Linked DNA regions of Homo sapiens: region 2 is linked to region 1. A link is an interaction called in ENCODE POLR2A ChIA-PET data of the cell type or tissue named here. Cell type or tissue: A673. All regions are shown on one strand. Links, peaks and the distances in the headings refer to the core of each region. The heading gives the core; the rest is flanking DNA.

Region 1 (5,566 bases), core at 1-5,000:
GTGCTAGGATTACAGGTGTGAGCCACTGCACTGGCCAAAAATGAATTTTTTAAAGGGATTACCCTTTTGGCAGTGGTACAGATTTCCCCTAGGGACAATAAGTAAAATTACTAAAGTAAGGTGCTCCAGGGATCCTCATCAACATGCTGAGGCTCTTCTGTGTGGCCCTTGCAAATAACTGCTTTTTGCAAAAAACTTTTGCTGTTACTCACATGTCTTTCTGTACTTCAGGATCATCATATCGCCGGCCAATGAGACGCTTGGTAGCATAAAATGTATTGTTTGGGTTGGTGACAGCCTGTCGCTTGGCCGGCATTCCAACAAGTCGCTCACCATCTGCTGTAAAGGCCACAACTGAAGGGGTGGTTCTGGCACCTTCGGCATTCTCCAGCACCTAAACTCCCAAAATGTGATAGAGAGTAAGTTTGTAGTTATCACTGGTATGTTTTTTGAGATGGAGTCTCACTCTGTCGCTAAGGCTGGAGTACAATGGCACAATCTTGGCTCACTGCAACCTCCGCATCCTGGGTTCAAGCGATTCTTCTGTCTCAGCCTCCCTAGTAGCTGGTACTATAGGCGTGCACCACCACACCAAGCTAATTTTTCGGCATTTTTTAGTAGAGACGGGGGTTTCACCATTTTGGCCAGGCTGGTCTCGAACTCCTGACCTCAGGTGATCTGCCCGCCTCAGCCTCCCGAAGTGTTGCGATACAGGCATGAGCCAATACGCCCAGCCTATTACTGGTATGTTTGCAGCAATCATTTAAGACACAGAAACAGCTCCCAAATTGCGAAACAAATGCACATCAACAATACTACCGGGCATGCTTTACTGCTGATAGTTAATGAACAGTAGATATTTAGTTAAGGTATCTTTAGCCCTTTACTTTCAAACTACTATTTTTTTTTTTTTTTTGAGAGGGAGTCTCGCTCTTGTCACCCAGACTGGAGTGCAGTGGCGCGATCTCGGCTCACTGCAAACTCCCTGTCCTGGGTTCAATTCTCCTACTTCAGCCTCCTGAGTAGCTGGGATTACAGGTGCCTGCCACCACACCCAACTAATTTTGTGTGTGTGTGTGTGTGTGTGTACTTTTAGTAGAGATGGGGTTTTGCCAAGTTGGCCAGGCTGGTCTCGAACTCCTGACCTCAGGCGATCCGCCCACCTTGGCCTCCCAAAATGCTGGGATTACAGGCTTGAGGCACTGCGCCTGGCTTTTTTTTTTTTTTTTGAGACAGAGTCTCACTGTCACCTAGGCTGGAGTGCAGTGGCACTGTCACGGCTCACTGCAGCATTGACCTGCCAGCCTCAGCTGATCCTCCCACCTTAGCCTCCAGAGTAGCTGGGACTACAGGGGCACACCACTATGCCCGGCTAATTTTTTGTAGAGACAGTGTTTTGCTATGTTGCCTAGGGTGATCTTCAACTCCCACACTCAAGTGGCCTCCCCAAGTGTTGGGATTACAGGCATGACCCACCAGGCCTGGCCCTGATTTACATTTTAAAAACTGCTTTGGTTGCTTAAGACTCTTGTCAGGTGAACCTTTGTAGTGCTGATAATTGTATGTATCTAACTTCCCAGAAAAGGATTTAAATGTGGTATAGAGGTAGGACTACTAATTTACTATTAAGAGGGGTGGGAATGGCTTGCACTGTTTGGTTACTCTGGTAACCACCAAAGTGCTGCATTTTCTAAATTGAAACAAAGTTGGGTGTGCAGAGACAGACTAGAAGTGGAGCTTCATCTCTGAAGTAATGCATGTTGTTCATTGGAGCAGGCTATTTCTTTTGAAGCCTCCTTACTCTGTACATGCAACCTTTATTCCCACCGGGTTCTTAGCAAGATTTAGAACACCTGGAATTCTTGACTCTTGCTTCTTCCATTCATGGCCTCTTTTGCTTTCATACTTCCTTTCCCCCCAATCTCCTCTTCTGAAATAACCTGAACTGTCTATGGTCTTCTTATCCCACTTGTTTGGCACCAAGAGATTATTCCTTCTCTTGGCCCTAATTTGGGCTTCTTGGCATTTTTCCTATATGCCTGATATCTGTGGCCAACCCCCCAAAAAACTTAGAAGTAGATATAATTCTCCATGTGGAAGTAAAGATTCTTGTCCCAACATTGGGTATGAAAAACCTGATCTATAGTCTCTTCTTTTTTTTTTTTTGAGACAAAGTCTCGCTCTGTCACCCAGGCTGGAGTACAGTGATGTGATCTTGGCTCACTGCAACCTCCACCTCCTGGGTTCAAGCGATTCTCCTGCCTCAGCCTCCCGAGTAGCGGGGACTACAGGTGTGTGCCACTACGCCCAGCTAATTTTTGTATTTTTAGTAGAGACAGGTTTCACCATGTTGGCCAGAATGGTCTCGATCTCTTGACCTTGTGATCCACCCGCCTTGGCCTCCCAAAGTGCTAGGATTTCAGGTGTGAGCCACTGTACCCGGCCAATTTTTTGCATTTTTAGTAGAGACGGGGTTTCACCATTTTGGCCGGGCTGGTCTTGAACTTGGGACCTCAGGTAATCCACCCCCCTTGGCCTCCCAAAGTGCTGGGACTGCAGGCGTGAGCCATTATGCCCGGTCAGCCCTGATCTATAGTTATGTTTTTGCTGTTTTAGTTGGAAGTACTTCGAGGCCAGGCTTAGTGGTTCACATCTGTAATCCCAGCACTTTGGAGGCCAACGTGGGCGGATCACTTGAGCTCAAGACCAGCCTGGCCAACACAGTGGAACTGTCTCTACTGAAAATACAAAAAATTAGCCAGGAATGGTGGTTCATGCCTGTAATCCCAGCTATGTGGCCAAGGCAGGAGAACTGTTTGAACCCAGGAGGCAGAGGTTGCAGTGAGCGGAGACCGTGCCACTGCACTCCACCATGGGCTATAGAGACTGTCTCCAAAAAAAAAAAAAAAAAAAAAAAAAAAGCGCAAATCAGGTTCTCAAATTCCTTAACTAAGGAAAAGAGCACAGAATTCTGGACAGATTCTGGATAAGGTACTAGTTATCAATCATGCTCACCTTTGCTTGTTTACCTTCCATAACTGCCACGCAGGAGTTGGTAGTACCCAAATCAATACCAACAACTGCTCCCTTGATTGCTTCTGATCTGTAAGACATTTAGAACAGTGTCACAGCTATTGTTATCTTGATAGACCAAAGTCACTGGAAGATAATATTTAATTGGAAAATTAACAGTGGTATACTACATAATCTCTAAATAAATACAGATAAATAATTACAGAGAAGAATAATCACAAATGTAGAAAACACTGCTTTGAAGTTTAATATGTATTCCCTCTCAAAGGAAATGATATTATACTTACGCATAATCCCGCCTTGAAACAAGTCTAAAAGCCTCATGACTAAGGCCATTCCAGCTATCCTAAAAAAGAAAAAACTGACTCAGTCACCAACCAGTGTGTATCCTGGGAGGAAAAAGAGAAAACTTGGGCTCACTTAGTATATAAAATACATTAAGCTACTAAAACAGTAAATATTAAAGTTTCCCAAATAAGTAAGACGAAAAAAGGTAAATAAAAGATGGCCTTAGAATCACATTACAGTAGGATTTCTCAACCGTGGCGCTATTAATTTTGGGCGAAATTTTTGTGGTGGGGGCTGTTCTGTGCATTGTAGGATATACAGCAGCATCCCTGGCCTCGACACCCTAGAAACCAATAAGCACCCCAGTAAGTAAGTGACAACCTAAAATATCCACAGACATTGCCAGATGTCCCCTGGGGGAAAACACTTCCCCTTACCTTGCCGTGCAATTAGTTTAAAAGAACTAGAGTTACTAAGGGTCTTTGAAAGAAAAAAGAAAAGTAGTGGCGTTTCACTAGGATAAAAGACCTTTATTACAACTTAACCTCAGGCTCCTTCCAAGCCTTCCTTAATGCCCACATACAATTCCTGTTCTCTAAAGCATTTGTCTTTTATTTTAGAAAACAAGTAACCACTCCATAGCCTTTTCTCCGCCCCACGATCTGCTTTTTTTTCTGAAGTAACAAACGAGTACAATCTTACACCACAGATTTTGAGAAAATGTTGCTAAGCACGAAAACTGGAGTTCCGACTCAGAGCTTTCTTATTTTATTTCACCGTATCAACGGGATCCTTACACACTCTGTATTCTGTAGAGGAGCCAAAAATAAAACTGAAAATAGTGGCTTTCCCAATAGACTGCATCCCTCACCCCCAAGGCCAAACCTTTCCATTCAGCCACAGAACAGGCCATGAGGACCACTACCTGGTAATTTTGAAATGACACTCTAGATCGCGAGGGGTGTGACTCAGCAGGGCCCAAGCCGGAGGCAAAACCTTGGGCAAAATCTTGACCCGGCAGCGCTAACTATGGAAGGCCCGTTACCTTCCTTCCCGCCTGACCTATACTGGAGAATTCAAACCCTAAAGGGCGCGCGGCCTGCCGCAGCGAAGCCCGAGGCCCAAGGCCCGAGGCCGTGACCCCATTCGGGAAGGTCCCAGTTCCTCACCTGGTGGCGGGCGGCCGTAGGGCCCCGGGAGGCTGCGGCGCCCACGAGACGGGCTGCTGCAGCTCGGCTGGCACTTATCATGGCGGATAAATGGAGGAGTACGAGGCAGCAAACAAGCGCTCCGACGGCAAAGAGCTGCGCGATGCGGTGGCGGCAGCGCTTCTGGAAACCTCCAACCACGTGGGGTGAGGGGCGGGGGTTGGTCACTGCGGCCCAGAGGCCCGCTCTTCCGCTGAGGCGCCGCCCGCGCCGCCTGACCAGAGGATACTCGACTGCCGCTCCCGGAGCCAGGGCGTACAGGTAATATGCTCCGCAGCATGATGGTTGGAGAAAGCCTGCCCTCCTGTCCCGGCTGCGGCGGCTCTGAGCTCAGAAAGAGTCCAGGGGAGGAAGAGGGATATGAAGGCCGTATCTCGGACAGCCCCGGTCCTCGGCGACAGGAAAGACTCAAGGTCACACGGGATAAATTGCGAACCGATTACAGTCTTCTTGCGTCAGTTGCGCGGGAGGAGGAGCCTGTTGGCGCAACAGACATCCAGCTAAGAACCTAGAGCGCATGTGCGCAAGGAGTGGCGGAAAACATGGGTGGAGACTAACTGCGGCGCTCACTGGGTGCCCGAGTGCACGCCAGCGTTCCCTGGGGCGAGCCCGGGCGCGTGCACACCCCCCGGGCGTGGACGTGTTCCCAGCTCCCGCTCCTGGAGGACGGCGCCATCTTGTCTTGTGGCTTTGTGAAGTGAGGACGTCAGTACTTTTGTTGTTTGGTCCCGCCCGTTGTTCACAACTTGAAAGACACTTGGATATGCAGACAGACGTTAAACAATTTCGTGTTGCGTTTTATCACAGGGGTCTTGGGTTTCCAACTACGAAGCGTTTGATTCACACAGAACATTAGGCCAATTAGCCTGCACAAAGGGAAAAAAAAATAGCTGAGCTTGGCCGGGCGCTCACGCCTGTAATCCCAGCACTTTTGGGAGGCCGAAGCGAGCGGATCGCGAGGTTAGGAGATCGAGACCATCCTGGCTAACACGGTGAAACCCCGTCTCTACTGAAAATACGAAAAAGTAGCCGGGCGT
Region 2 (5,566 bases), core at 352-5,351, 450 kb after region 1:
AAGCAAACATCTCTTTATGTCTCATTGGTCAGAACTGGGCCACATGGCCATCTCTAAACTAATACACATCCATAGAGAATGGGATTTCCATGTTTGCTTTAGACCATTCATAGCGCATTTCCTAGAACTGGGGAAGGGAATCTTCTGCCTAAACATGTTGCTGCCCTCACATTATCGAGGTTCCTTAGTAGATGAAAAAGGGGGAGGCCAGGCACAGTGATGCATACCTGTAATCCCAGCCACTCAGAAAGCTGGGGCAAGAAGACTGCTTGAGCCCAGGAGTTCAAGCTGTAGTATGCTATGATCACACCTGTGAAGAGCCCCTGCACTCCAGCCTGGGCAACACAGTGAGACCCTGTCTCTAAAAAAAAACCTTAAAAACCAGAAAAATGGGGAATGATTGTCTAGTAGACAACAATAGTAGAAATTAAAATCCACAGGACTTGTTCACTAAGTTAATGAGAAAGTGAAGAAGGAAGTAGACTCAAATATCACTCAAAAGTTTCAAGCTTGGAGAACTACAATAGTCACAATGCCAAGAACAGATAAAAAGAGAATGTGGGAGGAAAAATCTAGTTTGTGAAACAATAATGAGTTCCACTTTCTTGAGTTTGAGGTGCGATGAGACAGTGTGGTAGAAACGTAGAAGACCACAGGAGAAAGGCTGGACTTAAATGTAGACACTAGAGTCATCCACAGTGAGGTTGGATTCGAAACCACAGGAATAGATAGTACCATTATGGGAGAAAATGAAAAGAGAGAAGGAGGACAAGGCTGGAGGAATCTTTGTGAATAGCTACAATTATTAACAGAAGATAGTAAGATGATGATGTTGCCAAAAAAGGAAAAGGGGAGTGAGTGATTAATTACAATCATCCCCAAACCAAGGGACTATAATGACATGGCAGCCAAGAGGTAAAGTTCCCTAAGGAAAGTGGCAGCCAACAGTTTGACTGCCACAAAGATGCCAATGATGACAAAGTACTCTTGAAAAATTTCAGGGATAGTACTCTTGAAAAATTTCAGGGACAGAAACCAGATTGTAGGAATAGTAGTTTCAAGTACATTAATTTAATGCCCATGTGCACTCATTTGTATTCCTTTCTGTCTACTCTTTTTTTTTTCCCCCCTGACAGGGCCTCACTCTGTCACCTAGGCTGGAGTGCAATGGTGTGATCATGGCTCACTGCAGCCTTGACTTTCCAAGTTCAAGCAATCCTCCCACTTCAGCCTCTCGAGTAGCATAGCTGGGACCACAGGCACATGCTACCATGCCCAGCTAATTTTTGTATTTTTTGTAGAGACAGGGTTTCACCATGTTGCCCAGGTTGGTCTTGAACCCTGGCTCAAGCAATCCACCTGCCGTGGCCTCCCAAAGTGCTGGAATTATGGGCGTAAGCCATTGCACCCAGGTTCAAAGAGTTAAAATTAATTGGTAAACCCTCAGCAGGAAGAGCACAACTAAGGAAATTAAGAGAGCCAACAAAGCATGAGGTGAGAGGGGACAAGGTTGGGGGAGGGGGATACGTTCATTTTATAAAGGGATATATATAACCCAAAATCTGCCAAGGAGGTTCCAAGGATGATGCCAAGGATAAAGGGGGAAGAACAGAAACCTGTTCTGGGGATCCATTGTAAAAGTACATAATCTCACCATGACTAATGGCACATGTACATCCTTTTTTGTACTAGGTTCAGTTCCATGACATCCTGCAAACTGTGGAAAGTTCAAAAGTACTGCAAACATGAATGCTTATAAGCCCATGTAATTGCATAGTAATTCATACATGTGCAGATGAGAACATGGGTTATTAAAGAAGGATACAGGACTCCAAAGGTGACTGAGGCAGGGGCATGAGAACAGCAAAGTCAGTGTTACATGGGGCAGGCATACTAGTTACTTGATAGTTTAACTCCTGACGGTTACGAGGTAAAGGAGATATATAGGGAGCTAAGAGGAAAACAAAAGCAGGCGGCTAGTTTGCTAAGAACCAAAACCAGATTACAGAAGGCTGCCTGGCCTCTGAAATTCACAAAGCCTTTTCGAGACTCCCCTTATACAGAAACACAAATGACTTGTCTGGAACTCCAGAGACTCCTGGTAGGTCAGACTGCAGACAGACACACACAAGTGCCATTATGAGATTAAATCAGGTCACAGAAAGGCCAATGAAAGTATTTACTTGAAGAAGGAGAAAGCAGGTTTGAGATAAAAGAAAAACCATTAAAAGACGAAGCTGCTAAAAGCATCAGCACCCCTACCCCTGCATATCTTTTTATGTAAGAGCTTGACCTGCCTTATATGTGGGCAAAAACAGGAAAATGAACGTGTGTGACCCATATATAAGTGTGAATAGTATTTAAATAAACTTTATTTCAGTGGTCATGTAACATTTAGTAGTCATGTCAATTACATTTACATGTACTCTCTCTTCTCGATCTTGGAATAATTGCTTCATGTTTAACACCAGGAAATAGATCTCTTCATCCACACAAATGTATATCAAAACCTTATTAAGCAATTAACCCAAGCAGGCAAATAAATGCCCTCAATGAAGCAGCAGGATTAGCAACAAGAGACCGGACATGGTGGCTCATGCCTATAAGCCCAGCACTTTGGGAAGCCAACATGGACAGATTGCTTGAGTCCGGGAGACTGGCCTGGACAACATGGTGAAACCTTGCCTCTACAAAAATTATAAAAATTAGCCAGATGTGGTGCCGCGTACCTGTAGTCCCAGCTACAGAGATGGCTGAGGTGGAAGGATCACCTGAGCCCAGGAGGCAGAGGTTGCAGTGAGCCAAGATCGGGCCACTGTACTCCAGCCTGAGTGAAAAGAATGAGACCCTGACTCAAAAAAAAAAAAAAAAAAAAGGGTAGCACCAAGAGATACATGGTAGAATATAAGCGACTTAACAGAAGAGAAAATGAGGAAGATAAAGGTTTTTATTGCAGAAAGAAAAGAAATAAGAATTACTATAGCAGAAACTCATAGTATAAAGGACACATCCTGATGAGGGGGATGATATTGATACCATCTTGTCACTGACAGGTGCTTTACAACCGTTTTCACAGGTCATTGTATATTATTTGATACTCACTCAATTTTATGAAATGCAGAGAACACCTATTATTGTTCCCTGTTAACGTAAGAAAAAGGTGAGGCTTAGAAAGGTTGTCCATGGGCACACAGATAGGAAATAGTAGAAACTAAACTTGAAACTAGATTGACTGTAGGTCCAGTGGTCTGCCTAATCCTCCTAAATACCCAAACATCTGGACTGACTGAGCAGTATTCATGCCCATCAGCAGAAAACTAGAAAGAATATCTTCTAGATACTATCCCCAGTGCTAGGACTCCATGATTCCAGAGTGCTCACTATCATCTGAACACCCTCTTGATAAAGAGCAAGCTCATCCCATCACTGTGTTGTGTATTTGTGCACATGTGTGGCAGGTGTATACACACCTGTATACTAGAAGCGGTTACAGAGGTGCAGAGCCAATACTTAAGACATGAAGAGTAAATGATGAATATCAGACTAGAGTACTGAAACCTACCTCTCCATGTAGAAATATCCTTACCTTGCATCAAGTTCCTCTTTGCAGAAAACATTGACATTTCCATGGTGTTTGGGAGCCTGCTGTTGGCTTCCAAAAGCTCTGGCGCCATACCATGCTGTCACGGTAACAGCCCTCCAGTGAGCCATCAAAAACCTAGCTAGAACATTTTGAATACAGCAGTTTGCTTGCCACCAAAACACTAAATTGCAATATTTTATATTTATCTCTATTTAAATTTTAGTTGATGCTGCATAAATGTTAACATGGTCTTAAGCTAATACAATCACAGAAAAGTCTTAATAACACCACACATTGGCACAGCCCCTGGGTGAGTTACGGGTCTGCAAAGCAGGCCCAACGCATGTTTCTCAAGTCACTTAATTAGTCCCCTTTAACTAGGATGTGACATGAAAATGCTACACAGTTTCCCCCAAGTAATGTATTTCCAGAAGCAACGGCAAGGGACGTATAGGATAATTTGTTCATATTAAAGGTAGAATAAAAGTACTCGGGAGTAAGGCAAAGATTTCCAAAAAGGGTCTGGAGAGAGGTTAATAATGTTGGATTTAGTTCTTTTCTGGCCTGAGAAGTAAAAAGTGAGCTTTAGTAAGTTCTCAAGCCTCTAAAGCCTTATAAGGCTAAGACCCTGGATTTCCTGGACTTCCTCATGACTGAAACCGCAGATACTAACGTCAAACATGCAGATTTTCCATCTTTCCAGTGGCTGCACAGGAGGAGATTTCCCTGGGCTTCCTGGGAGACTTTGGTTCTGGGAGGTGAGACCAAGGGAGGTGGAGTTGCCCTTGAGGCCAGAGCCTTGACTGTCAACACCACCAACACAGGGAGCCAGGGCTTGAAGATCCAGGCAGAGTGGTGATAACGGAAACAAAGGCCGGCAGTGCCTCTCCTCATGGAACAACTCCTCCAGCTTTCCCAGCTCTGCCCTTCAACTTACTAAGAAAATATGCTGAATGCCTTTCAGAGTGAGAGAGCATCAGACTGAGATTCTGATTTAAAAAACAAGCACAGATAAAGCACAAAGGAAATCTTCTCGAAACAAAGCCTATAATGGTAAATATGTTCAGAATAGCTTTTCTCCTGTAACATCGTGACCTGCATCTAAGCATCTAATAGCCTCCACCCATGCCCTTGCAGCAAGAATCAGAATATTTGTTCCTGTTTTAAAGGCACAAATGGTCCTAAGAGCAGATTTTCAAAAATGGGAGGAACAATAGCTCCAATGGACCAATTGCAGCATGCAGATATCTTGACCTTTGCAGGTGGTGTAGAATGATGTGGTGCCTACATATCTTTTGGCATCTACTCTTTCGAGATGCTACCTCCCCACTCCTCTTGCCTTATCAGTCTTCCATCACAAGCCAGACTAACTGAAATTCTCAACAATTTCCAACCTAGAGAGGGCGATAATCTGACGGCATGTACATTGGTTCCAGACAACTAGGGCAAGACACATTCCTCCCTGAAAGCACCCCCTTGGTCAGGCTCATCATTTATTCGTCACTAGATGTAGCTTTACTGCCAAAAGACCTACTCTTGTTTATTCCCCTCCCTCTCTACTATTTATAGTTGGTCTAACTTTTTACAAGCTTTGAATAAAACAGAGAATGTGACCTAAGATGTGTTATTAAATGTCCATACACATAAGATGGGGGAACAGAGAGTCACAGATGGTGACAACATGGGTAAAAATTCCTATCTACTTGGAATAAGGGCAGAATCAAATTTTACTCTAGTTTCATTGAGATGACACTGAAATGTCAGTAGCAACAGGCACATTCAAGTGTACCCTTCTTCCAAGCAGATCAGGCCAAGCAATTCTGGCCATTGGGACGTCCATTATACTGCTCACCTGGAAAAGGCAGCGCCCAGCACAAACGCAGCATACTCCTTCACGAGGGGCTCTGTGCTGTTCAGCCCATTGATCACCACTTGAAGACCACCAAAGGAAAGCAGGTCCTGCGCATTGTCCATCTGCAACAG

The links. ChIA-PET counts read pairs that join two places held together with the same protein. Peaks named below come from ENCODE experiments on the same cell type or tissue, not always from the same donor. Only the 100,000 strongest peaks of a DNase experiment are listed, where the experiment ranks them.
Region 2: POLR2A ChIA-PET joins it to region 1 with 13 read pairs; 2 of 35 experiments call an interaction of 5 or more read pairs at or near these places.

Annotation. Positions count from the first base shown.
Region 1 is chr5:138,570,748-138,576,313 of GRCh38, forward strand. It overlaps HSPA9 (heat shock protein family A (Hsp70) member 9), which reads right to left and starts at 4,654. Exons shown (of 17, transcript NM_004134.7): 1 at 4,491-4,654; 2 at 3,321-3,379; 3 at 3,016-3,103; 4 at 213-394. The coding sequence starts at 4,571. It overlaps LOC105379193 (a long non-coding RNA gene), which reads left to right and starts at 331. Exons shown (of 3, transcript XR_001742900.1): 1 at 331-419. RefSeq lists enhancers at 4,235-4,882, 4,399-4,448, 4,689-4,968, 4,883-5,531, 5,109-5,248. In A673, for the core only: no CTCF peak of the experiment used is centred there; a DNase peak (open chromatin) is centred at 4,674; H3K4me3 peaks cover 2,415 bases; H3K27ac peaks cover 3,623 bases.
Region 2 is chr5:139,015,736-139,021,301 of GRCh38, forward strand. SIL1 (SIL1 nucleotide exchange factor) reads right to left here. Exons shown (of 10, transcript NM_022464.5): 7 at 5,436-5,557. Among named protein-coding and RNA genes, the nearest start is that of LRRTM2, 140 kb to the left of the region's middle. In A673, for the core only: no CTCF peak of the experiment used is centred there; no DNase peak of the experiment used is centred there.